3 separate regions of the Mus musculus genome follow, and all the other regions are linked to region 1. A link is a loop called in an ENCODE intact Hi-C map of the cell type or tissue named here. Cell type or tissue: left cerebral cortex. All regions are shown on one strand.

Region 1 (8,000 bases):
AGCCTATAGATTCATAAGCAGATAGATGTAGCTGTTTTGAGTTATTTTAACCATAACAAAAACAGAAAATGCAACAATGGCTTTAGGACTGGATGGGAGATACAAGGTCTTCAAGGAAGTGTTATTGAAAGCTTCATTGCTTATTATTATTACTATTATTATTATTATTATTAATTGATGATGATGATTTTTGTGTGTGTGCATGTTTGCAGTACCCTCAGAAGCCAGAAGAGGGAGGCAGATTCCCTGGAACTACTGTTCCAGGGCTACTATGAGCCGTTTGCTGTAGGTGCCGAGAACTAAACTTGGTCCTCTGGAAGAGCAACCAATGCTCTTAATGCATCTCCAGCCTCGTTGTTCTTGACTTATTAGTTTGGGATTAATGTAGGAAAATGTCACTGGGAAGTGAACAGAGGAGCAACAGTTTGGCGATATTGTCACCTATGGTCAGGAGAAGAAAATGATGGTCTGCCTGAGGGATTGTTTCAGGCCTGGGATGGGAGGCACAATGCCTGTAGTAAAATCCAGGAGGAAGGAAACAGACTGAAGAGGGAACCGTTTCAACAGCTAGTGAAACAGAATCCAGGGAGCCAAAGCCAGCATGCTGCTAGTCAAAGTGCAGGCTTCACCCACATGACTGTTGACTGCCTTAGATGTTTTAGGATGGCTTCAGAGACCTTTCATGCAGACAAGAGGCTCACACACCTTAAGGGAGCCCCATAGAAGCTTTAGGGGTTCTAAGAGAAGAGGAAGGGTGTGCAACACCCTTTTTGCCCAACAGAGTTGGCTAGAAATCAATTCATAAAAAGTCTATTTTTTTTTTGTTTTCCAATGAATGACAATCAGCTTGGACCGAAAGGCACATTCAGGGTTTCAAATCTCAGCTGCCTAAGAGCAAGAAGCCATCTAAGAAAACTCTCATGGGAGGGTAAAGAAAGCCCTAAATGCTTTCCTTTGGCATTTTTCTGTTTTGTATTTAGAAAGCTTATAGATACAGAAGAGCTCTGAAGAGCTGGTCTTTTGTGGAAGGAAACCCACAAAAATTCATAGACCACCTATCTATAATCATAAATAGTGAATGCAGACAAAGGTTTCTCTTCTCCTGACCCCTAACATTTTGTTTAGAAAAGGAAGAGGGGGGTGTGATGTCACTGCTGGCTGTTGCTTGGGAGAATCTACATTCGTCAGAGAACAGCTCTGGTCCCTCCTAAGCCTCCCAGAGCCTGTGGCACCTCTGTTTCCCTAGAAGCTCCAGTCTTTTGTTTAGATGAACAAGGCTCAATTATTTCACCCCTCTTTGAGTCAGCGGTACCTGAAGAGCCTCACCACCTCTAGACTTGATTTCAATGTCAAGGTTGTGGACCTCAGGCTTGAGTCTAGCACCACAGGAGCTGTGTTGGTTAAGGGGCTTAAGGTGGGTAGTGAGTACATTTTGCAGCCAGAGGAAAATGAAAATAACTTACGTTCTGTGGGATAACTGTAACGGCCTTAAAATGTAGCTAAGGATTCTTTAATGAGTTTTCTCAACAGAAGGCAGAGCCCAGCTTCATTCCCTTGAACAGCGAGATCTCCATGACTTGTTTTCAACAGACTGACCATGGTAGAAGTGATATTTTATGTCCTGGCTAGTTGTATATCAACTGGACACAAGCTAGAGTTATCTAAATGAAGAGAACATCAATTGAGGCCATGCCTCCATAGATTCAGCTGTAAGGAATTTTCTTGATTAATTATTGACATGGGAGAGCCCAGCCCATTGTGGGTGGTGCCATTCCTGGGCTGGTGGTCCTGAGGTCTATAAGAAAGCAGGCTGAACAAGCCAGGGAAACAAGCCAGTAAGCAGCACTCCTCCATGGCCTCTGCACCAGCTCCTGCCTCCACATTCCTGCCCTGTATGAGTTCCTGTCCTGATGAACAGTGGTGTGGAAGTATAAGCCAAATAAATCCTTTTCTCCCCAACTTGCTCTTTTGGCCACGGTGTTTCATCAGGGCAATAGAAACCCTAACTAAGACACTATCAGACTTCTCAAACAAGATCACAGAAGGGGACACGGCTCTTGCATTCTTCTCTTTGTCATGAGGATTGACACTAGCCACTGTTGTGTAAGGATGACAGAAAGCTGTACAGAAAGAACCTATGGATTTGCATGTGTCTCTCAACCATGATGATGACTGAGAGCAAATCAAGTTACAGACAAAGATGCAGGAGCTGGTGGCATATTGGCAGATTTTGTATCTGCTATATATGAAGCCCTGGGTTCAATTCTCAGTCCTTTATAAACCAGGGCCTGGTAGTATACACCTGTCATGGTTTGTATATGCTTGGCCCAGGGAGTGGCACTATTAGAAGGTGTGGCCTTGTTGGAATAGGTGTGCCACTGTGGGTGTAGGCTTTGAGATCCTTATCCTAGCTATCTGGAAAGTCAGTCTTCTACTAACCGCCATCAGATGAAGATGTAGAACTCCCAGCTCCTCCTGCACCATGCCTGCCTGGATGCTGCCATGTTCCTGCCTTGATGATGATGGACTGAACCTCTGAACCTGTGAGCCAGCCCCAATTAAATGTTGTCCTTAGAAGAGTTGCCTTGGTCATGGTGTCTGTTCACAACAGTAAAACCCTAACTAAGACAACACCTCTAGTCCCAGTACTCAGGAAGTTGAGGCAGAAGATCAGGTGTTCTGGGTCAGCTTTGGCTACATAGTGAGTTGCAGGCCAGTCAGGGCTGTATGAGGCAGGCAGGGGTTGGGGGGAGAGGCAGGGAGAGCACAGGCAGACGAGCAGATTCTATTTAAACAAAACCTTAAAACATGAGATCAGATACTGCGTATGGATATTATATATATGACATATATAAAAATTAATAGGAATGATGAACATGAAATATTCAAGGGAGTTAACTATGCTGTAATAAGCAAATTAAAACTAACTTTGAAAATGAGAAATCAGAAAGATAACACGGCAGGGTACTCTCACCCTGAAGGAGGTGAGCATGACCTTTGGAATGTCAGACGGAGGGAGCCATTTGGTGCATATATAACTCCTGCGTTTGATGAGCAGATGAGAAATCATTCGGTTAACATTCAGCTTTCTGATGCGTTTATAAATAATTCCAATAGTAACCTTTTTCATTGGGAAACACCTGTACGGTGCCAACTCTGATTACTCCCTGTGGATATTGCTTAGCTCAAAATTAATATATCATACTTTCAAGAATGACAGACTGTGGGCTGGAATAGGAGAAAACAGTAATTTATAAGATGGAGTAATTACTGGAGGATCCAGGTACTATTTACTGACTTTCTTCTTTGTTCTCAAGCCAACAAAATTATCGAGTCCACATTCCAGAGTCCTTTATTAGCCTTAATCTTAGGTTGTCTATCAAAAACAATACTGTTGTGGATTAATAAACAGCACAAACCCATAATAAACCGCACGGGCTCTTGGTCTTCCCAGGTAATAAGAGCGCTCAGCTGAAGCATTATCAATGTGACTGACTGCAGGTCCTTTTTCCCTGGCTGCTCACTCTGGCTAGGACGGCTTCGCTCGCTGCACTACAAGCAATAGCCACCAGGTGGCAGCAACCCCATGACTGCCAATGGCCGCGGAAGGAGAGGCCACCTCTCTGGCTTCTAAGCCAACCTGAAGGTTTAGCTGCAGAACCAGGTTTGATTGTTTCTTTGAGAGCTGGCATTGGAATTCTAATCACAATTACAATACAGCAATCATTTGATGTATAATAAAGCTCCCAACTGCTCTTCTCTTTGTATATCTGATGGTAAAACTTTATTTGAAAGCATGACCAGGTAGAGCTATGCAGAATATAAAAGATTGTCAGGTGTCCAAGATAGTGTGACAGAGAACACAAAGGGCTTTAGGGCAAAGATAATATATAGAGTATAGAATATAGAATATAGAATAATGTGTGTGTATTATATATATACATATACATATGTGTATATATATATAATACATATGCACATATATAGGAACATACACATTCACATGTATGCACACATGAACCTATGCTCATACATACTCCAAATCCATGGACTATACACCACTTATGTCACATGTATGAAGACAAAGATACAGGGACTCTGGGCACCTCCATGCAGTGTTACTATGGACACAAACACACTCTAAAAAAAAATAGTGTATTTTAAAAAGAAACTAATTTCAACGGGGCATTAGGTATCAGATAACTCATGTCAAGGGAAGCCCTCATTTAGAATATTCAAAGAGAAGCACTAGACTAAGTGGCAGGATATTTGACCTGTAAGCTACAAAGAGTTGTGGGTGGCTCCTCTCATAGCTTGTTATGGCTGACATCCATGCAACTGAGAAGAGCCCAGCCAGGCTCTGGCTCCTCGGGAGCCTGAGCTTCTCAGAGGACAGTGGTCTTCAGATACGTCAGGGCGGATAGTGCTTTATTTTCAAAGTAACGGAGGCTCACATTTTCATGTGTAAGCATTCTGAATGGGCCTGGGATGTGCAGAGGGCAAGTCATGGGAGGTTCTGTGGTTGGCAGGAAGCCCTGGTTTTGAAGCTCAAGGACTTAGGCTCCGACCGGAGCTTTTCCAGAGGATTTAAGATCCCGGCTGTCTTGTTCCTGTGATGGACTTAAAGACGCCTGTCTTTAGAGTTCTCAGGGCACTGGGAGACTCTGATAAGATAATCTAATTGATGCTCAAGATATGTTTGTAGAATATCAGTGTGAAATTTTAAATTGTGCTTTATGAACAATCCAAAATACGTAACTAAAGGTTCTATAATTTGTGTCTTAAGGGTGTCTCTAGTTCCTAACGTAGTACTGAATGGCTTGAGTCCTGGAATCCAGACTGGAGGATTTGTGGGAATAAAGGAAGAACACACACGCAGGCCCAGGTACAGGAAAGCTGGGATCAGATGGGGTCGGAGCCCAGATTGGGAACCCAACGTAAGCATTCGCAGGCAGTAAACACCCAGGAGGAAGCTTCAATATCCAGTCTCTGTACGTGCCGCTCGGACATCCATGAACAGTTAATCTCCCGGCCTCTGAGCAGAGCTTCTCCACCGCTTGAGGCCCCCTGAGGTAAGGTTTGCTGCTTCTGTGGAGCTGAGGCATTGGAGTGCTCACAAGGCCATTCCTACGTCAACAGTAACTCAGTTCCTCAGGGTGTCCTCCATCCCCTACAGCATGGAAGTCTTAAAATCCTTGGGATTGCCTTTGTAATGGGGGTAAGAGGAACCACATTTGTTATTCCTAATAGGCTCCCAAATTAGAGCCTGCAAGCCCACTCATTCTAAGCCTCTGGGAAGGCAACTGAGGTCAATAGCCACAGAACAACTTTTTTTTATTTTTGCTTTTTTTTTTTAAATAAATATTTAATCTATATGAGTATACTGTCACTGTCTTTAGACACAACAGAAGAGGGCATTGGATCCCATTACAGATGGTTGTGAGCCACCGTGTGGTTGCTGGGAATTGAACTCAGGACTTCTGGAAGAGCACTCAGTGCTCTTAACCTCTGAGCCATCCCTCCAGCCCAAGGACCAACATTTTAATCAACCATGACCCAAACCCCAGAAGATGGTGTTAAAGGGAACTTCTGATTGGTGAACACATCCCTGTACGGAGAGGGTGGTCCATCCCAGCCTCCTCTAGGATGAGTGTCCCTGCTTAGAACCTTTCCCTCTGGCTGAAGCCAGTGAGTGTCTCTGCATTCTGTGTGCTGCCGGGGAAAGTTGATAAACACAGGGAGCTGGTCTCTGGGATGCTATGCAAACTTATTACTCATGGTTTGACGTGACACAGGAGGATGGCTATTTTTATACTTGGATTTGATGAAGCCATGTGGTCTGTAGAATTTGATGGGACACTGAGTCTGACCCAGTAGTCACAGACAGAGAGGGGCCTCCAGCAAGGCTGGGCTGCTCCTGTAGTATCGTGGACACAGCAGCAAGGACCAGCATCGATCTCCACCCGACTGTGCCTCATCTCAGACTTCCCGATCGTATCAAACATTACAGTTCCCACCCATAAGGGACAGGGATAAATGGAGCTTGTGCTTTCAATGATGCTCACTCAGACCAATTCACAGGGTGGGCGGGGACGGGGAGGGAGAACTGCTTTCCAGAAGAAACTGTTCAGCTCTTCATTTTCAGCTTGCTCTCTGCCTTCCAGGTGGCCACACCGTGGGCAGCTTCCCTTCTGGATTAGTAATGAGAAATCCAAGGAGGGTGGTGGCGATAGCTTCTGTTGTGTTTTGAGACCGAGTCTTACACTGTGGCCCAGGCTGGTCTGTGGGAAGCCGTTACAGAGTGGCAGTTACAGAGTGGCAGTTACAGAGTGGCAGTTACAGAGTGGCAGTTAGAGTGGCAGTTAGAGTGGCAGTTAGAGTGGCAGTTACAGAATGGCAGTTACAGAGTGGCAGTTACAGAGTGGCAGTTGCAGAGTGGCAGTTGGCTACAGCTGGCCACCACACATACATAGCCAGTAAAGGTTCTTTTGCCAAGGTGAGGTTTTGAGAATTGACAAAAGTTAACCAATCAGATGAGAGACAAGTTAACCAATCAGATGAGAGACAAGTTAACCAATCAGATGAGAGACAAGTTAACCAATCAGATGAGAGAGAACGCCTGTCCTAGGCCTATAAAAGCAGCACCAGTTCTGGGCTCGAGGTCTTTTCGCCTCTACAATCAAGCTCTCCCAGTAAACGTGTGCAGAAGGATCCTGTTGCAGCGTCGTTCTTCCTGGCCAGTCGAGCGCGCGCAAGACTGGTCCTAAGCTCCTTTGCTCAAGGGTGGCCAGTTTTGGAAATCTGAAGCATAATTGTGTTGTTTCTTGAGAAGCATAGCTTTAAAAAAAATAGGCCAGAAAAACGAAATCATTATTTCTGTTTGTGTTTCAACAGGTGATGTAACCCACCATCCACTTCGAATGCTAATGTCACATTTAAATACCTTTCAAATAAAAAGGCAACATTAAAATTACACATGTCCATCTTACACAATATATTTTTGAAATGTGGATACATAGTAAATTTTCCTTTTCTTTTCTTTCCTTTTCTTTTCTTTTCTTTTTTTCTTTTCCTTTTCTTCTACACAGGGTTTCTTTGTGTAACCCTGACTGTCCTGGAACTCACTCTGTAGACCAGGCTGACCTCAAACTCAGAAATCTGCCTGCCTGTGCCTCCCTAGTACAGGGATTAAAGGTGTGCGCCACCACTGCCCGGCCATAGTAGATTTTCTAACCTGAGGAAATTAACATGTTACTCCGACAACTTTTGAGAGGAAATAAGAATTCTCTGTCTCTCTCTGTCTCTCTGTCTCTGTCTGTCTCTCTGTCTCTCTGTCTCTCTCTCTCTCCTCATTCAATAGGATCTTAACATATAGCTCAGGCTGTCTCAAACTTGGGATCCTCCTGCCTCCACCTCCCAAGCACTTGAGATTAGAATTCACCACCAAGCTAGATGAGAGACTTAAGCAGACATCTCATTGGTTTTCGAGGTCACAAAACCATGTCGCACAGTGTTCTGCAGCAGAGCTTACTTCTGAGTAGCTGCCCTTGTGCATGCTTTAGGGAGGACAGAGAACAGTCTTGTGTGTCGACTCGAGCTTTCCACCTTGTTAAGAAGGGTCCACCTTGTGTGTGCTGCCATGCTCTGTACTCCAGACTGACTGGCCTACAAGTGTCCTGGCAACTCTCCCATCTATGCCTGTCATCTCAACATAGAAAAGCTGGGGCTGCAGCTGTGCATTGAAGCCTAACTTCCCTTCACCTGCATAAAGTCTCAGACCTCACTTCTAATTTCCATCCAAGTCTTGTCCAGTTTTTTCTGTCCCTTATCCTAGGAAGGAGGACTATTAGTCAGAGTTCTCTGGTGGAACAGAATTGATGGAGTGAGTCTATATTAAAGGGGGATTTGTTATATAGGCTTTCATATGGTCTGGATAGGATAGTCCAGCCATGGTTATCTTCCGGGGGCGGGGGCGGGGGCGGGGGCGGGGGCTGAGAACC
Region 2 (8,000 bases), 66 kb after region 1:
AAGAGATTTTTATAAACATTTTTTTATATAAATTCACTGGAAATTTTATGTAGAGCTTTAAAAATTATTCTTTTTTTTTTAAGAAATCAATTTGCTTAATTCTTATATCTTAAATCCCTTTAGTTTCCCTTCTGTAGAAACGTATTTCTAAGTTTTTGTACCATTAGGGTTGGGGACTCCTGTGGTTCCTGTCCATACTCACCAGATTCATATGATAGAGAATTGGAAGTTGACTGCTTTTTAAAGATGTTTGCTTTTTTAAAGTTATATATGCATTTTAAGACGGACTCTTGCTATGTAGGCTTGGCTAACTTGGGATTTGCCCTGTATACCAGGCTGTCCTTGACTCAGGAAGTCCTCTGCCCACTAACCTCTGGGATTATAGGCAAGATCTATTATTCCTGGCCTTTTTGATAATATTTTTGTGAAGACCCCTTGAATATATATAAACATGGATGCAGTAAGAATGATTTATAAAAAGAACTGTAATATTAAAAACAAAGTTCATCCTAACAGTTAATTGCATAGGCTGCTCTTCCACAGGACCAGTTTTGATTCCCAGCACCCACATGGCATGGCAGGCAGTTCACAATGCTGGCAGCTCCAGGCTGGGGATCCAGCTTCCTCTTTTAGCCTCCATGGGTACCAGGCAAGCATGTGGTGTACACACATACATGCAAGCAAAACACTATACACATAAGTGAAATAAAAATAAAACTTTAAAAATAAGATATATATGTATATATACATTATGTATGTATGTATATATATATATATATATGTATATATATATATATATATATATATGTAGAAGTGTTTCATATCATACTTTAACTTGAGGTTTTGACTTAAAATTTTAGACTGATCAGAAGAAGGAAGCTGCTGTTTCTGTACAAGAAGAGTCTGATCTTGAAAAAAAAAGAAGAGAAGCTGAGGCATTGCTTCAAAGCATGGGACTAACTACGGACTCCCCTATTGGTAAGGACCTAACTGTATCTTTTCATGGGAAACAGGCATATATTCTGTTGAGCTCAGACATATCCAAGCTCAGTGCATTGGTTTGATATCTTTTGCATATTTTATTTGTCTCAAAAGCATTACCATTTGCTTGAAACTCCTTTTTTCCCCCCAGATATATCAGTACAGAGTTATTTTATTTGTTTGGGAAATCAAGATTAATACCTACTAACACATACCAAGCTACCAATTTAATTTTCTTACTTAAATAAATAACTTACTATGCACCACACTATGCTAAACTTAAAGATGAGTATTTCCTAACCTAATTCTATATTCCTTTTTGTAGGCCAGGAAAAGGTGTACTAAGACAAAATCCTCAAAACAAAGGAGAAGGAGAGAAATGTATAGCATTCTCGCAGTTCCAGAAAGCACATAATTTCACCTGGTCTTGGTCTTTTTCCTGTGTTATTCATCTTGATAGTTATATTAGACCAATATGCTGCATAGAAGAGATACTGAGATCTAGTTACATACTTGAAAGCATTTCATGCTTATTTAAATAATATAGTTCTGTGTTAGGTGCTGCTACAGAGAATGTGTTTTAGTGTGGCATTTTATCCTTTGGGGACCTGACCTTTCAAGGTTATTTTTGAGCTAATATCTTTGTGTGTGTGTTTGTGTGTGATGGCATATTGGTGTGTGTCCAGGTAGGTGCCACGCATGAAGAAGCCAGAAGACAACTTTGAGTGATATTCTTTGGGTGCTACCTTCCTTCCTGACTTAGGGCTCTCAGAGTAGACTAGGCTGCTACCCAGTGAATGTAAGGGTCCACCAGTCTCCATCTCCTTGGCTGGGATTACACATGTGCACCACCATAGCTGGTTCTGGGGCTAGAACTCAGGTCCTCATAACTTGTGCAGTGAGCACTTTCTGAGCAGAGCTGTCTCCTTAGCAATGTTTCATCTTGTTGAGGTTTTTTGTTTTGGGTTTTGAATTTGGCTGTTGAGACAGGGTTTTCTGCCCAGTCTGACCTTGAAATCATAATCCTCTTGCCTTGGCCTTCTGAGTGCTGGGATTATAGGTGTGTACCATTGTACCTAGGGTGCAGGCTAATTTTATCTATCCTAGGGGATGTACACCAGAGGCAGTAACTACAATGTGCCTTAGTGTAAACTGATCATTATTTCTAAAAGGTTTTGAGATGAAAAGGCTAGTTTTTCTCAACATCTGCTTCATTGTTACACCTTCCTGCTCATAGTTTTTCTTTATTGCTAGAATTTGAAGACTGTAGCCCATTAATTTTTATGTCTTTAATAATCCTGTGCTATATATTTTGATTTTAAAAACAAATTAACTCGATTACTTTTCTTATTATCCTAGTAACTGAAGCACATCACTTGTCAGTTGTACAGGTCTGGAGAGGGTCTTGTTTTCTTATTTTCTGTGCCATTGGGGTGTGGATTTCTTCTATGAATCTTCCCCCCCCCCTCCAGTCCCACCCTGACTTCCATTGCACTAATTTACTTGCTCATATGTCTTAATTCCTAGCCCACTTCTGCTGTTTCTTGAAAGATCATTCTTTAGTGAGAGGGCCTGCCCTCTTCCTCCATTTCTATTTCTTCTCCTACAGGAGAATTTGTAATATTTAGTTTTACAGCTTTTAAAGAAAAATCTTACTCAACCAACTCATTAATTCAAAAAGTATTGAGTATTTTGATAAGCCAGGCTGGGGGATGGGCTTCTGAGTATAGACAAGTGCCCTGCAGAGTTCCTGTAGGGAGCTGGATTATCATGGTGATGTCAGAGTGAGACTGAGCTTTAGATCTGGTGCTCAGGAAGAGCTTTGAAAGAACAGGAAGATCAGAAGCAGCCCAGCATGCTAAGGCTGAGAGTGGGGGCAGTCCAGGTGGAGGGAACAGTGAGGGTAAAGCTAGCCTTGGCTGGGCTCCTGTGGTTGCAGTGTAAAAAGCCAGAGAGAGGCAAAGAGCAGAAGTGGGTAGAGGCCGGTGATACAAGATCTTGGGCAGGACAGAAAACAACAAAACAACAACAGCAACAAAAAACCTTTATTAGTCTTTAAAGAGGCAGACAAAACAAAAACAGTCTTTCCCAAGATAACCATTATTAGCTTAGGAAAGTAGATGCACTTCCCTTTACAGAAACTTAGGCTATAGAATCTAAACATAAGGCTATATCTAGCATAAGTCAAGGAACTTCATTCATATTCAGGTCTTTCTCCAGGAACCAGTGTTGTATTATTTCCATTTAGCAGAATCTGATCTAATTTGGTAGTCCTTTCTTCTGCTATAGCTTCAAACCGAGTTGTCTTCAGTGTCATAGTGACAAAGCCTTCAGATCCTGGAAGTATACAACAATTCCATTTCACTCCACCTACGGGAATTCCTGATCCACATTCATTGCATTGTCCACAAGCTTCAGTGGCAGGAGCTGCAAAGAAATAGTGATAGCTTCGGCACCATAACTGTTCTGAGTCTGGAAGGGTTGCTTAAGGATTTCAAGCAAAGGCTTTCTTTTTCTTTTTTCTTTTTTTTTTTTTCTTTTTTTTTTGAGACAGGGTTTCTCTGTATAGCCCTGGCTGTTCTGGAACTCACTTTGTAGACCAGGCCGGCCTCGAACTCAGAAATCCACCTGCCTCAGCCTCCCGAGTGCTGGGATTAAAGGGGTGTGCCACCATGCCCAGCTAAAGGCTTTCTTACTCCTCTTTGGGGCTGGGTGGGATGGTGGCAGACAGGTGGCTACAGGAAAACCTTGGGACGTCAGTTCTTTCCTTCTCCCTACATGGGGACAGAAGTCGGCCCTCCAGGCTTGCACAGCGCTCATCCTTCCTCACCAAGCTCTCTCCCTAGTCCTTCTGTAGGCCATTGTTGTTCCAGTGTAAACTGGAGAGAAAAGGGGAGACAATGAAAGGAAAAACTATTGCTAGTCTTCAAACCATTAGTTTGGTTTTTTTGCTGAAGTAAACTGACAGTGTAAATAGCTATGCTTTTTTTTTCTTTCTAATGAAAATGTATTTCATGAATATGAGTGGTTACTGAAAGATTTTAACTTTTTTTTTGGTTTTTTCCAGACAGGGTTTCTCTGTATAGCCCTGGCTGTCCTGGAACTCACTCTGTAGACCAGGCTGGCCTCGAACTCAGAAATCTGCCCACCTCTGCTTCCCAAGTGCTGGGATTAAAGGCGTGCGCCACCACTGCCCAGCTTAACTTTTTTTAATATTTATTTTTCTTTTACATGTGTGAGTGTTTTACCCGCTTCTATGTATGTGCACCAGGTGCAGCCTGCTCTCTGTAGAGGTCAGAAAAGGGAGTCAGCCACCATGTTGGTGCTGGGAACCAATCTGGGATCTTCTGAGGCCTAGTTAGAGATAGTATTGCTGTGATAAAGGAAACACCATGACAAAAGCAGTTTGGGAAGGAAAGGGTTTATTAAAGCCTTATGTTTCACAGCACTGTTCAGTTGAAGGAACTCAAAGAGGGCAGGGACCTGGAGACAGGAGCTGTTGCATATGCCATGGAGGGGTGCTGCTCACTAGCTTGCTCCCAAAGCTTGCTCAGCCTGTTTTGTAGCACCAGGACCACCAGCCCACAGGGAGCCGCACCCATAATGGGATGGGCCCTTCTTCATGAATCACTAATGAAGAAAATGCTGTGCAGACCTACCTGCCTACACCTATCTACCCCGATCTTATAGAGACATTTTCTCAATTGAGGCTTCCTCCTTTCAGAGGATTCTAGCTTCAATCAAGTTGACATAAAACTAGGTAACATATTCTGTTAAACAGCAAGGTCTCTTAACCACTGAGTTATCTCTCCAGCCCCTGCATTCTTGATTAAATATCAGCTTGCTATTGGCATGAAAATATTTAGAATTTTTAGCTGCCCATAAGAGTAGAATGTTAGATCTAGCCAAAGTAGAACTGTTCAGGGCAACAGTAAGCAGGCTTTGAGAAAGAAGCCAGGTGTCATCACTGTATTTTAGCTCATGGTAGTTATTTAAAAATTGAAAGAATGTAAAGGCATATGAGATTGTGTTTACCAAAAGAGCATAAGCTGATCAACACAGAATTAATATCTTTAAATAGCTGTGTAGCCTGCACTGTCTTAAGATTTAGCCTTTCTGTTTCCTAGCCAGACCTCTACATGTTTCCCTGTCTTATCTCTAAACTATTTTTCTTCTCTTAGCTGACATAACAGAATGAAACCAATAAGTGGCTAAGCATATTATGGTGATCTTGTTGCCTTTAAAATATGAGGGAAAAGTGTGGAAAGGGTGGGAGGATAGGAGAGATGTCTTAGCAGCTAACATTGTCACACTCCAGCTGAAGACCTGGGTTAGCTTCTCAGCACCCTGATAGGCAGATAACAATGACCTGTGATCCAGCATCAGGGGACCTGATACCCTTCTCTGGTCTCTTGGGGCTCCTGCATTCATGTGCCCATACTGCTACATAAAGATACACATAATTAAAAATAAATCTTAAAAATAATTAGGCAAAATGAATTCCATAATCTTTAAGACATATACTTATAACCCCAATATTAACACCCAGTGCTTATTTATAATTTGTTGTGAAAATACAAAATACAGATAAAGGTGTGATAGTGTTGTTGTTTTCATAATCCACAATTTAAAAAACAAAACAAAAAATAAAAAAACCAAAAAGTGAATAACTTTAAAAGGTTGAGTTTACATCATGACCTATATGGATACTTGTTTTCTTTAAACTATAAAAATCCTTAAGTAGTCATCAGACAGATTTAAAGTTTAGAAATTTAAAATTACTGTTATTCTACTAAAACTTTTTTTTCTCTTGAGATGGAGTCTGATTATTCGTATTGTCTGGACTGGAACACATAGAGAGAGGTCTGCCTGCCTCTGCCTTCCAAGTGCTAGGATTAAATGTGCACACTACCATGATTGAATAATTCTCTTTTTTCAATGTCACTAATAAGACAGCTCCACATATTTGCTGGTAGATTGATGTTTAGTTGGCCATTTGACTGTTTTTTGTCTGACACTCTTGAGAGTAGGATCTCTCACAATATAAGTTAGACCTTAAATGTTTGTTTGGATTTAATTAGATCATGTCCTTCTACTTGAAAGGCCAAACAAAAGACACCCTTCTTTAAGACATTGTACGTTAACTGCAGTTCCTCAGGATCCATCACCTTCCTCTTGCTTCCATAAGCACGGGGCACACACACTGTACACAGACATAAATGCAGGCCAAGCATACATATGAAGTAAGTATGAAAAAAGACATTGTACGCAAATATATAGCAGAAATTGAAAGTCACATATTTCCTAAAATGAATGTTTTAACTTATGGGTGAGCGCATCTAGTAGGTAAGTCCCAGCACACGGCGCATTGCTGCTTACGCTTTGCTTTGCTGGTTCCCCTTCTGTAGTTTGGGGTGTTTTAGAGCAGACTTGTGCAGAGAACACAGTCCATGCTCCAGCTCAGTCGTTTCAAGTAGAGCTTAATTTTTAAAACCATTTCATGACAAGGAATGTTGGTTCTTTTTCTTTTCTTTTCTTTTCTTTTCTTTTCTTTTCTTTTCTTTCCTTTTTTTAAAGATTTATTTGTTTTATGTATGTGAATACACTGTGCTGTCCTCAGACACACCAGGAGGGCATCGGATCTCATTACAGATGGTTGTGAGCCACTATGTGGTTGCTGGGACTTGAACTCAGGACCTCTGGAAGAGCAGTCAGTGCTCTTAACCACTGAGTCATCTCTCCAGCCCTGTTGGTTCTTTATGATATTTTAATCTACAAAATAATTTATCAACTTCATTTAAAAATGTAATGATTGAAATGATATTGAAGAGAATATTTTTAACAATATAAATATTAATATCATAATATAATTCTCAATATTGAAGAGACTATCTTAATATTCTGATAATGAATGTTCATTATCAGAAGAGAGGCACTGTAAATGGAGAAACTAGTATTTCAAAGACTCAGTATGTAAAGCAATGCTTCTTAGAAGAACAAAGAAAGCAGATAGCTTAGATGATGAGCCCTAGGCTGAGAGCCCATGTGTCTGTTCACAGAGGGGCATGGTTGTGAGGAGAGTGTGTACTGGTGCTCCAGCTGAGAAACCTGGTGGCTTGGGTTGTCCCATTCACTGTCTTCTGCCAGCATTCTGAACCTCCATGCTCCCTTTCCATGACTGCCTACCTTTTCTATGCCCTGCTTCCTAGCAAAAGCCCTTTCCCCAGAGACTTTATTCTACCACATACAGTCCTTCATCTCTGAGGCTTCTGTGTGTAGTTGTGGATTTAGGGTTAATTTTAAATCTAAGTGTATTATTAGAGTCTTTATGGTTAAAAATATTCTATTATTTCTTCATTGGCCAAAGGCTGTAATGTTACTTTTATATCCTTGGAAAGCCAAGGTTTTAGCGGGTGAGTAAAGCCTTCTTGACAAAGCTTTGTATCCTAGAGAGTGAGCCAGTCCATGTTGTCGGTTATTTGTGTGACGAGGAGGCTGTGCTGTTTTCACTTCATGTCTCTTGGGTTCTTAGAGAAAGGAACATGTGCTGTCTTTACCATGAATTTCTGAGATCCATTTGCATATTTATGTTACATCAGTGCAGACCTGCTTTAGACTATTTTATAGACAACTTGAAATAAAGGCAGTCTGATCAAATTACTGTCTTACTAAGCAAATCATATTTTAAATACTTGACAAAAGCTACATATTAATGGCTTATGACATTTTCAAAGACATTTACAAGCTGTCCTTTAAAATTCCAGAAATGAGTCTTTTCTACTTGGTAGCTCATGAGTTCAGGTCTTTCTCCTCCCTGAATGCATGTTTTCATTATTTCAGAGGTTTGTTGAAGTCTGAGAGTCTAGTGGTACTGCCTCATTGCATAATTATTATAGTCTTTCCCCCCACTCCCCCAAGACTAATTGAATTACATTATTGTAGTCAATGTTAATGCCTTATTTTCTATTAGCATCCACCTTTTGATAATAATAGTGATTTGCATTTTCCAGGTTGTCCCT
Region 3 (8,000 bases), 56 kb after region 1:
CCATCTTAAAGACAGAGTTCAGTGGAATCTTCTGTGATACCTAAGTGTGTGTTACCTGCACCAGATCACGGCATGAATCTGCACCAGCACCCTGTGCCCCTTTCTTTCTTCTTTTTTTTCCTCTTTCTCTCTTTCTTTCTTTCTTTCTTTCTTTCTTTCTTTCTTTCTTTCTTTCTTTCTTTCTTTCTTTCTTCCTTCCTTCCTTCCTTCCTTCCTTCCTTCCTTCCCTCCCTCCCTCCCTCCCTCCCTCCCTCCCTCCCTCCCTCCCTCCCTCCTTTCTTTCTTTCTTTCTTTCTTTCTTCCCCCCAGGTGTCTATTTTATTGGGATTTGAGTTTCACTGTAAAACTCCCAAGGGAAAGAGTTTTTTGATGTCTGAGAGGTCTCCTTTTTCACAACATACAGAAGTCATGAAACCATATGTCCATGGCAGATCAGATGGGAAGAGCTGGGGCTGGGGAACCACATGACAGTTTCAGGTGACTACAGTTATGTGAGGTGCAGCCCAACGTCACCGGACTTTCTGTTTATTCTCGATGAGCTGCAGCATCAGCAGCCACTCACAGGGCTCTGTTAGACACAGTGGGGACTCCAAGGGAGCCTGAAGATTGCAGACAGCAGAGACCATACCATAGGGCAATGCACACAGCCTGGCTCATCAATGGATTTGATGTGAGAACTTTGCCCATTTATGAAGACACTCCCCAAATTCCTGCTGAGTGAGTTTCCAGCAGCTTTGGGGCATTTTCTCCTGGCAATCGGTCCAGGTTTTGTTGCTGTCTTACATGTTGTATTTCTGTCTTCTAAATACATTTACAAGTCTTCAGGCCCCAGCTGAGCAATCACAAGGCAAACACTCCAACACTAATTGACAAGATCTGGCTTGGTCATTCTTTTCTCTCTCTCTCTCTCTCTCTCTCTCTCTCTCTCTCTCTCTCTCTCTCTCTCTCCTTCCTTTCCTTTTGCTTTTTAAAGGGAAATGGCTGAGAAGACTTTTCTTTTCCCCTCTGTACGGAATAAGAAACAGGAAGTGGTATTCTTGCCCAGGCTATCTTAGTCATCGGACTGGGGCAATTGTCCCTCTTCTCTGAAGCTGTCCCTGACACCAGTATATAATTCCTAACATCAGAAAATGAGCCCATGGTGTCATTGTCAAGCTTTGACAACAAACATGGCCGGACATCAGAACTCTAGATTGGCCTTCACGGTCTGTGAGTGACTGATCTCAGTCTAGGCTTGGATATATATGACTTTGCTCTTCCTGTGGCTTCAATCCTCAGTTTTAATTTTAGCCCACAGCCATTCTGAATTATTTGTTGATTCTCTACTATGCTCTACGCTCTCATCTTTGTACTTTAACCCTATTTTCCTCCTCCTCTTCCTCCTCTCCCTCTGTCTCCCTCTCCCTCTCTCCCTCCCTCCCCCCTCCTCCTCCTCCTCCTCCTCCTCCTCCTTCTTCTTCTTCTTCTACTCCTTCTCCTTCTCCTTCTCCTTCTCCTTCTCCTTCTCCTTCTCCTTCTCCTTCTCTTTCTCCTTCTCCTTCTCCTTCTCCTTTTTCTTCTTCTTCTTCTTCTTCTTCTTCTTCTTCTTCTTCTTCTTCTTCTTCTTCTTCTTCTTCTTCTTCTTTTTCAGTACCATGGTACTTTTCTGAATCTTGTTTTCATGATTAATTTTTTCTTTCTTTTTCCCTGGCTGTCCTGGAACTCACTCTGTAGACCAGGCTGGCCTCAAACTCAGAAATCTGCCTGCCTCTGCCTCCCAAGTGCTGCGATCAAAGGTGTGTGCTACCACTGCCCAGCCATGATTGATTTCTAATCAACTTTCCAAAATCAAAGACTCGTACCTGGAAGCATCTCTTAATGAAAGTATTTTTTTTCTTACCTACCTATTTCTATGACTTAGTTACACAATCTCATCTTAACAGTTGATGGAACTGAGAACCCAGTGTTTCTCCGTTGAGAAGAGGAAAGTTTGTTTCAGCTCTGAGAGTGTGCAGCTCCATTCCTGGTACATGATGAATGGCTACTCATAACAATTTTCAAGTGACTAAACAAAAACTATTTGGAAAGAAGGAAACAAAGTCTGCATAACTAAACGCTCTTTGAAATTTTAAAGCTTCAAATTTGAGATCAATATTAAACTTAAACAATGTTCTTCCTGTCAGTTTTCTAGAAGATAAGAAAGTAATGCTTTGGTATTACCTTTAATATTTAGCAAATAACGCTTTAATACTTGGCAAATAATGCTTCAGATTATTCAAATAAATTCTTCAAGCCACATGCATCAGCCCATGCACTTCTGGTAAATTCTTATTTCAATTATTTTCTTTATATTAAAAATCTAACCAGATCCAATAGTATAAAATGCTTTCTTACCAAACACACTTTTTGGAGGAAACTATTCTGTTATAAAATACTAGAAATTATTTTTATGCTAATTATTTTTTTGTTTTGTTTTGTTTTGTTTTGTTTTTAGAGACAGGGTTTCTCTGTATAGCCCTGGTTGTCCTGGAACTCACTTTGTAGACCAGGCTGGCCTTGAACTAAGAAATCCGCCTGCCTCTGCCACTGTCTCCGGAGTGCTGGGATTAAAGGCGTGCGCCACCATGCCCTGCTTAAATTAATATATTTTTATTTAAAGATTTATTTATTTTATTTATACAAGAACACTGTAGCTATCTTCAGACACACCAGAAGAGGGCATCAGATCTCATTACAGATGGTTGTGAGTCACCAATGTGGTCGCTGGGAATTGAACTCAGGACCTCTGGAAGAGCAGCCAGTGCTCTTAACAGTTGAGCCATCTCTCCAGCCCCAATATATGTTTATTTTTGATCTTGTGTCACATGCTACAAGAATCCTCAATAATCCATGGCCCCTGCAAATCAATCTACGAGCACATGCCTATAAATAAACTTCTTAAAATGCCCTTTTCTCAGGTTCATTATGGAAAAACAGGACTTAAGATTTTGTTAATGTTGGGCCACAGACCTTAAGCAGCACATGCTGCATTGTAATCATTGTTCCACGGAAGAAAACACCTTCAATACAAACTCTGGAATGTTCTCATTAGCATTTTAAGGGCAGAAAGATGGCCTTGGTGCTGGGGACAGGAAAGCTAAGACTGACTACATATCCCAGCATTCCTTGCCTCTAGTGGGACCACAACTCCCACAGAGCTTCGCTCGCCCAGGCAGGGCGCCTGGTTGCCGGGACTTGAAGTTCTCTGGAGGTATTGAGGGCTCCGCCCCAGGATGTGAGGTGTGGTTGTCCAGCTTTTGCCAAAGCGGAAACGCTTCGGGCCCCGGGCCGGTGTATCTGTTTCAACCGGGAGATTCTGTTTTACAAAAGGTAAGTCACGGAGAGGCCGCCCCTCTGCGCTGGGCGGCAAAGACTCTGATTCTGTGTGAGACCGCGTCTCGGCGCAGCCATTTGTCCCTCGGCTCTCGCCGTAGCGGCCGCCGCCCATCCCTCTTTGTGTGCTTGGGACGCCGCGGATCTGCGGCGGCGACAGTTGGAGAGGGACGTTCCCGGGAAGTTACCGGCCAGAGAAAGCGATCTCCACTCCGCCACCTGACAGGTCGGTCGGCCGCGCTTCCTTCAAGTCCCTTTTGCCTCTGATGGCCGCTTTGGAGCTCGTAGGGCCGCCCGGCCGATATTCTGACAGCGCCGGCCCGGGTGACTCAAAGCGGCCTGGGGAGGCCACCAGGGCCCTTGGCAACCCTTCGGGACCCTCCGCAGGCGGCCTGGACCCTCGGGATTTGTCCTGCACCCGTCTGGTGGACCTCGGACACACCCCAGCCCGGACCGCACCCTCTTGGCCTTAAGCCTAGGGAGAAAGTAATTCCTTAAGCTTTGCTTGGTTTTTATTAATAAAGATCACTACTACTTGGGTCAGTAGCAATGACCAGGCACCTAGCGTGTGTGTTGGAGGTCTCTGAACACTGTGATTGTAAACATCATTCTAGACACTTTCCTTTTTCCGGAGTTTTAAGAAAATGAACCTGTCAGTCACGGAGCAGAGGCCCTGACCTGTCTGATAATGAGGGAGCTAACTGATCGCCCGTGCTTCAGCGGGACAAAATAGTTAGAGTTGAAGGAAGAAGTATTTCTTCAAACTAGATTCCAGGCAGTATTGGTATATTGTTGACAATTGGTCCTAAACAGAAAATAATATGTATTATTTATCATACATAATACAAAAAAAAATCATACAGAGTGATGTGTATGGAAACTTTCTTCAACAGCCCTTACAGTATGAAGCTTTTTAGAGACCTGAAAAGAGTGGGTGAAGAAACACGAGCTTTGCTTTGCGAGTTTGTTCAAATGACTTGGTTGGGAGTATATATAAGAGTGTATATTCTAGCTGCATATGTATCAAAAGATGGCCTAGTCGGCCATCACTGGAAAGAGAGGCCCATTGGATACGCAAACATTGTATGCCCCAGTACAGGGGAACGCCAGGGCCAAAAAGGGGGAGTGGGTGGGTAGGGGAGTGGGGGTGGGTGGGTATGGGGGACTTTTGGTATAGCATTGGAAATGTAAATGAGCTAAATACCTAATAAAAAATGGAAAAAAAAGTGTATATTAAAGGGATTTCCTGTTACTTGCTCACTAGTTTTTGCCCACTGTCCTGTCTTTCTGAAGTACGCTACCAAGAATTCTCCCTTTTTCATTTACATAGAAGAATGTTTTTCATTTTCATAGATGAATTTTTCCTCCTTACCAAATTTGCCCTTAATCCAACTTTATTGTGATCCTAAGAGATTCCTAGACTTTTCAAGAGGTTATTAACCCAGTTTCCTTAATCAAAAGCATTTAATCCTGCAGTTGTATGGAGAGAGACACTGACAAAGGTTGAACCAGTAATGTAGAGAAGGTAACAAGGTCCTGGCTCCTACCTTACATTGAGTCCCTAGGTTACCTTTCCAGTTCAGAAAGCTCCTCGTTCCTCCCTCCCTCCTGCATAACAGTCAGTATGAGGACACGCTTGTGTTCGTAATCCCATCTACTTTGCAGATGGATCGTTTAGCAGCTGTGAGCTCAGTGTTAAGGTTGCTATGCTGTGAAGGTAACAAAAACCATAAAAACACAGCCCCCAACTCATCCAGATGACTATCTACCATGGAACATTTCAGGCCCATATAGATAATCATAAGAATGCCACAAGAAGGTGTTAGGTGGAAATATACTGTTTGATTGATTGTCATGGAACATCTATAGAATTTAAAAGAATTTTTAGGAACTTCCTGTTTAGCTATTCAGTGTTTTATTAAGTTTCTGGGAACAAAACACAGACATCTCTGGTAATAGTTTTGGTTTCATAGCTGAAGACATAAGCATTCTTTAAAAGCCTGTCTTGCCCTGTATGGCCCAGGCTGCCTGGAACTCAGAATCTTTGTGCCTCCCTCCTAGAGAGCCCAGATTACAGGTGTGAACTATCATACTCGTCTAGAACTTAAAACCAACAGTGTCGTTTGTTTTAAGCATTAGTTATGACTTTTATTATCTAGTACTCAAATACAGAGACATCAGAAAACATGGAATCTGGGTGTGCTGGCTAACTCTGGCACACCAGAGTCTGAGATAGGAGAATCGCCATGAGGACATCCTGGGCTACATTATGATTTCAAGGCCAACCTGGCTACAGTGACACATTGTTAAATTTGGGCTTAGGAACATGAAAACATCTATGTACTAGCTGTTGTGCTCAAGTTCTAGGAAATATTTCTTCATACATTTGTGTATAATTTTTCTTACATTTTAACAGTATGCATATATGGTTTTTGCTATTTTAAAAGTAGAACTTGTGTGTTCTCTATGGGTACCATTGAAATTCTTAGCTTCTTGGTACACCTCTTGAAGTACTTTTTTAAAAAAAGCCTGTTGCTTGTTCTTTTAAATCAATGTAATGATTATTGTTAATGTTGGCATGCTTTTTAAGGTCACAACCATGTCGGACAAAAGTGATTTAAAAGCTGAGTTGGAACGTAAGAAGCAACGGTTGGCCCAAATCAGAGAAGAAAAGAAGAGGAAAGAAGAGGAAAGGAAAAAAAAGGAAGTATGTTTGATTCACTAAGACAAGCAAAACCCTTGAGTATGAGTCAGGGCATTCCATAATATCGTCAGTACCAGTGCAGTTCCCAAGCTGTTATTGCCTGTGCAGCATTATCAGTGAATTGTACTTTGAAGGCAGGTGTACGAAGATGAGGAAACTGGTCCAGGGTGATGTTTTAGTGGGCTGAATGTATTTCATATAATTTGATGCATTTCTAAGATTTGAGCTATGGAAGTTAAATTTACTCATATAGTCTTCTAGAAATATATTTTCATGCAAAGTAAGGATCATCTGCATTATAGTACGTTATAGTACACACCTGAATTAAGATAACACACATATATGTGTATACATGTAATAAATTAGTTTATCAGAATAAATTCATTGTCCAGATAATTTGATAATTTGCTAGAATGATATTACTGGCAAACTGAAATATATGTAACAATTTATTTGAGTAGAAGATTTGCATATATATAACATTTGAAATGAGTTAGTCCTTGAAATATGGTTATTGATTTAATAGTACCAAAAAGGTACTTTTATCTTCTGATTTTGTTTATCCCACAAATCTCTGTTATGATTTGTTTACCATAATATTACAAATATGTGTTGGCTTTGAGCTGGCCATATTTTACTTGCCCTTCCTTGATATTTACATATTGTTCCTAATTGCATCTCTTTGGGCAGATTTGTGTACACAGATACAGTTCAGATGGCCAGTATAAAATAACTTGCCCTAAGTGTGCCTGCCGTACTGAGTTTGTGTATATAAATGCCTGAGTAATAGCCAGGACTGCGAGAAGACTGTTAGATCTCTCTCAGGACCTGGAGAAAAAGCATTGTTAAAAAAACAGAGTTTATCACAGTGACTCAAAAATCATGTGTAGTGTGGCTGAGAAACTTTGGAAGACTGTAATTGGACGGTCTCCTACTTTTACAAACCTTCCTGTGATACATGGAAATGGGTTGAAGCTTTACATTGGATATTGGAGTCACAAATAACTGGTAAAAGCATGGCTCAGACTGGCAGAGTCAGTCCAAATAGTACTTATAGTCTTAAACTGTTGAATCAATATTGAGAACAGACTTGATTTTGTTTCTTATGGGTGTCCGTAAATGGCCTCTAAGGGATAATTACGGCATGATTGATGTCTGACTTAGAGTCTTATAACACAGTGGGATGGTGTACTGGCTGGTTTTGTGTGTCAACTTGACACAGGCTGGAGTTATCACAGAGAAAGGAGCTTCAGTTGAGGAAATGCCTCCATGAGATCCAGCTGTAAGGCATTTTCTCAATTAGTGACCAAGGAGGAAGGGCCCCTTGTGGGTGGTGCCATCCCTGAGCTGGTAGTTTAGGATTCTATAAGAGAGCAGGCTGAGCAAGCCAGGGGAAGCAAACCAGTAAAGAACATCCCTCCATGGCCTCTGCATCAGCTCCTGACCTGCTTGATTTCCAGTCCTGACTTCCTTTGGTGATGAACAGCAATGTGGGAAGTGTAAGCTGAATAAACCCTTTCCACCCCAACTTGGATCTTTGTCATGATGTTTGTGCAGGAATAGAAACCCTGACTAAGATAAATTGGTACCAGCATAGTGAGGTATTCCTGTGACAACCTGACCATGTTTTGGAGAGGACTGTGGAAGGACTTTGGAACTTTGGGCTAGAAGATCCATTTGGTGTTAAGAGCTCTGTGGGATGTTGTGTAGGAGCTTGGAAGATAATGTTGAGAACAGTGCAGAAGATGGAGGCCTGGCTTGTGAAATTTCAGAGGGAAGAAGATTAAAGACTCTTATCAGGGCCATTGCTATTTTGACTGTGAAGATTCTGTGGTTCTGGTTAGCTGGGGCTGATGAATCAGCTGTGATTAACAAGATACCAGAAAAGCAAACCTTTGCATTACTGGGACTATTGATGCTGGTTAGCTGGAGCTAAGAAATTAGT

What was found. Hi-C counts contacts between places; a loop is a spot of excess contacts. Peaks named below come from ENCODE experiments on the same cell type or tissue, not always from the same donor. Only the 100,000 strongest peaks of a DNase experiment are listed, where the experiment ranks them.
Region 2: a loop joins it to region 1, with 2.9 times the contacts of the local background. A loop is called at or near these places in 7 of 42 quality-filtered maps.
Region 3: it touches region 1 in a loop (2.4-fold over the local background); 10 of 42 quality-filtered maps call a loop at or near these places.

What each region holds. Positions count from the first base shown.
Region 1 is chr2:71,152,119-71,160,118 of GRCm38, forward strand. It overlaps Gm39576 (a long non-coding RNA gene), which reads left to right and starts at 3,079. Exons shown (of 3, transcript XR_866408.1): 1 at 3,079-3,664; 2 at 4,787-5,072; 3 at 6,895-6,974. In left cerebral cortex, CTCF peaks have their summits at 221 (motif pointing right) and 3,565 (motif pointing right); a DNase peak (open chromatin) is centred at 3,560.
Region 2 is chr2:71,218,441-71,226,440 of GRCm38, forward strand. It overlaps Dync1i2 (dynein cytoplasmic 1 intermediate chain 2), which reads left to right. Exons shown (of 16, transcript NM_010064.4): 3 at 861-978. Among named protein-coding and RNA genes, the nearest start is that of Dync1i2, 10 kb to the left of the region's middle. In left cerebral cortex, no CTCF peak of the experiment used is centred here; no DNase peak of the experiment used is centred here.
Region 3 is chr2:71,208,498-71,216,497 of GRCm38, forward strand. It overlaps Dync1i2 (dynein cytoplasmic 1 intermediate chain 2), which reads left to right and starts at 3,449. Exons shown (of 16, transcript NM_010064.4): 1 at 3,449-3,577; 2 at 5,942-6,058. The coding sequence starts at 5,951. In left cerebral cortex, no CTCF peak of the experiment used is centred here; a DNase peak (open chromatin) is centred at 3,210; H3K4me3 peaks cover 1,319 bases; H3K27ac peaks cover 783 bases.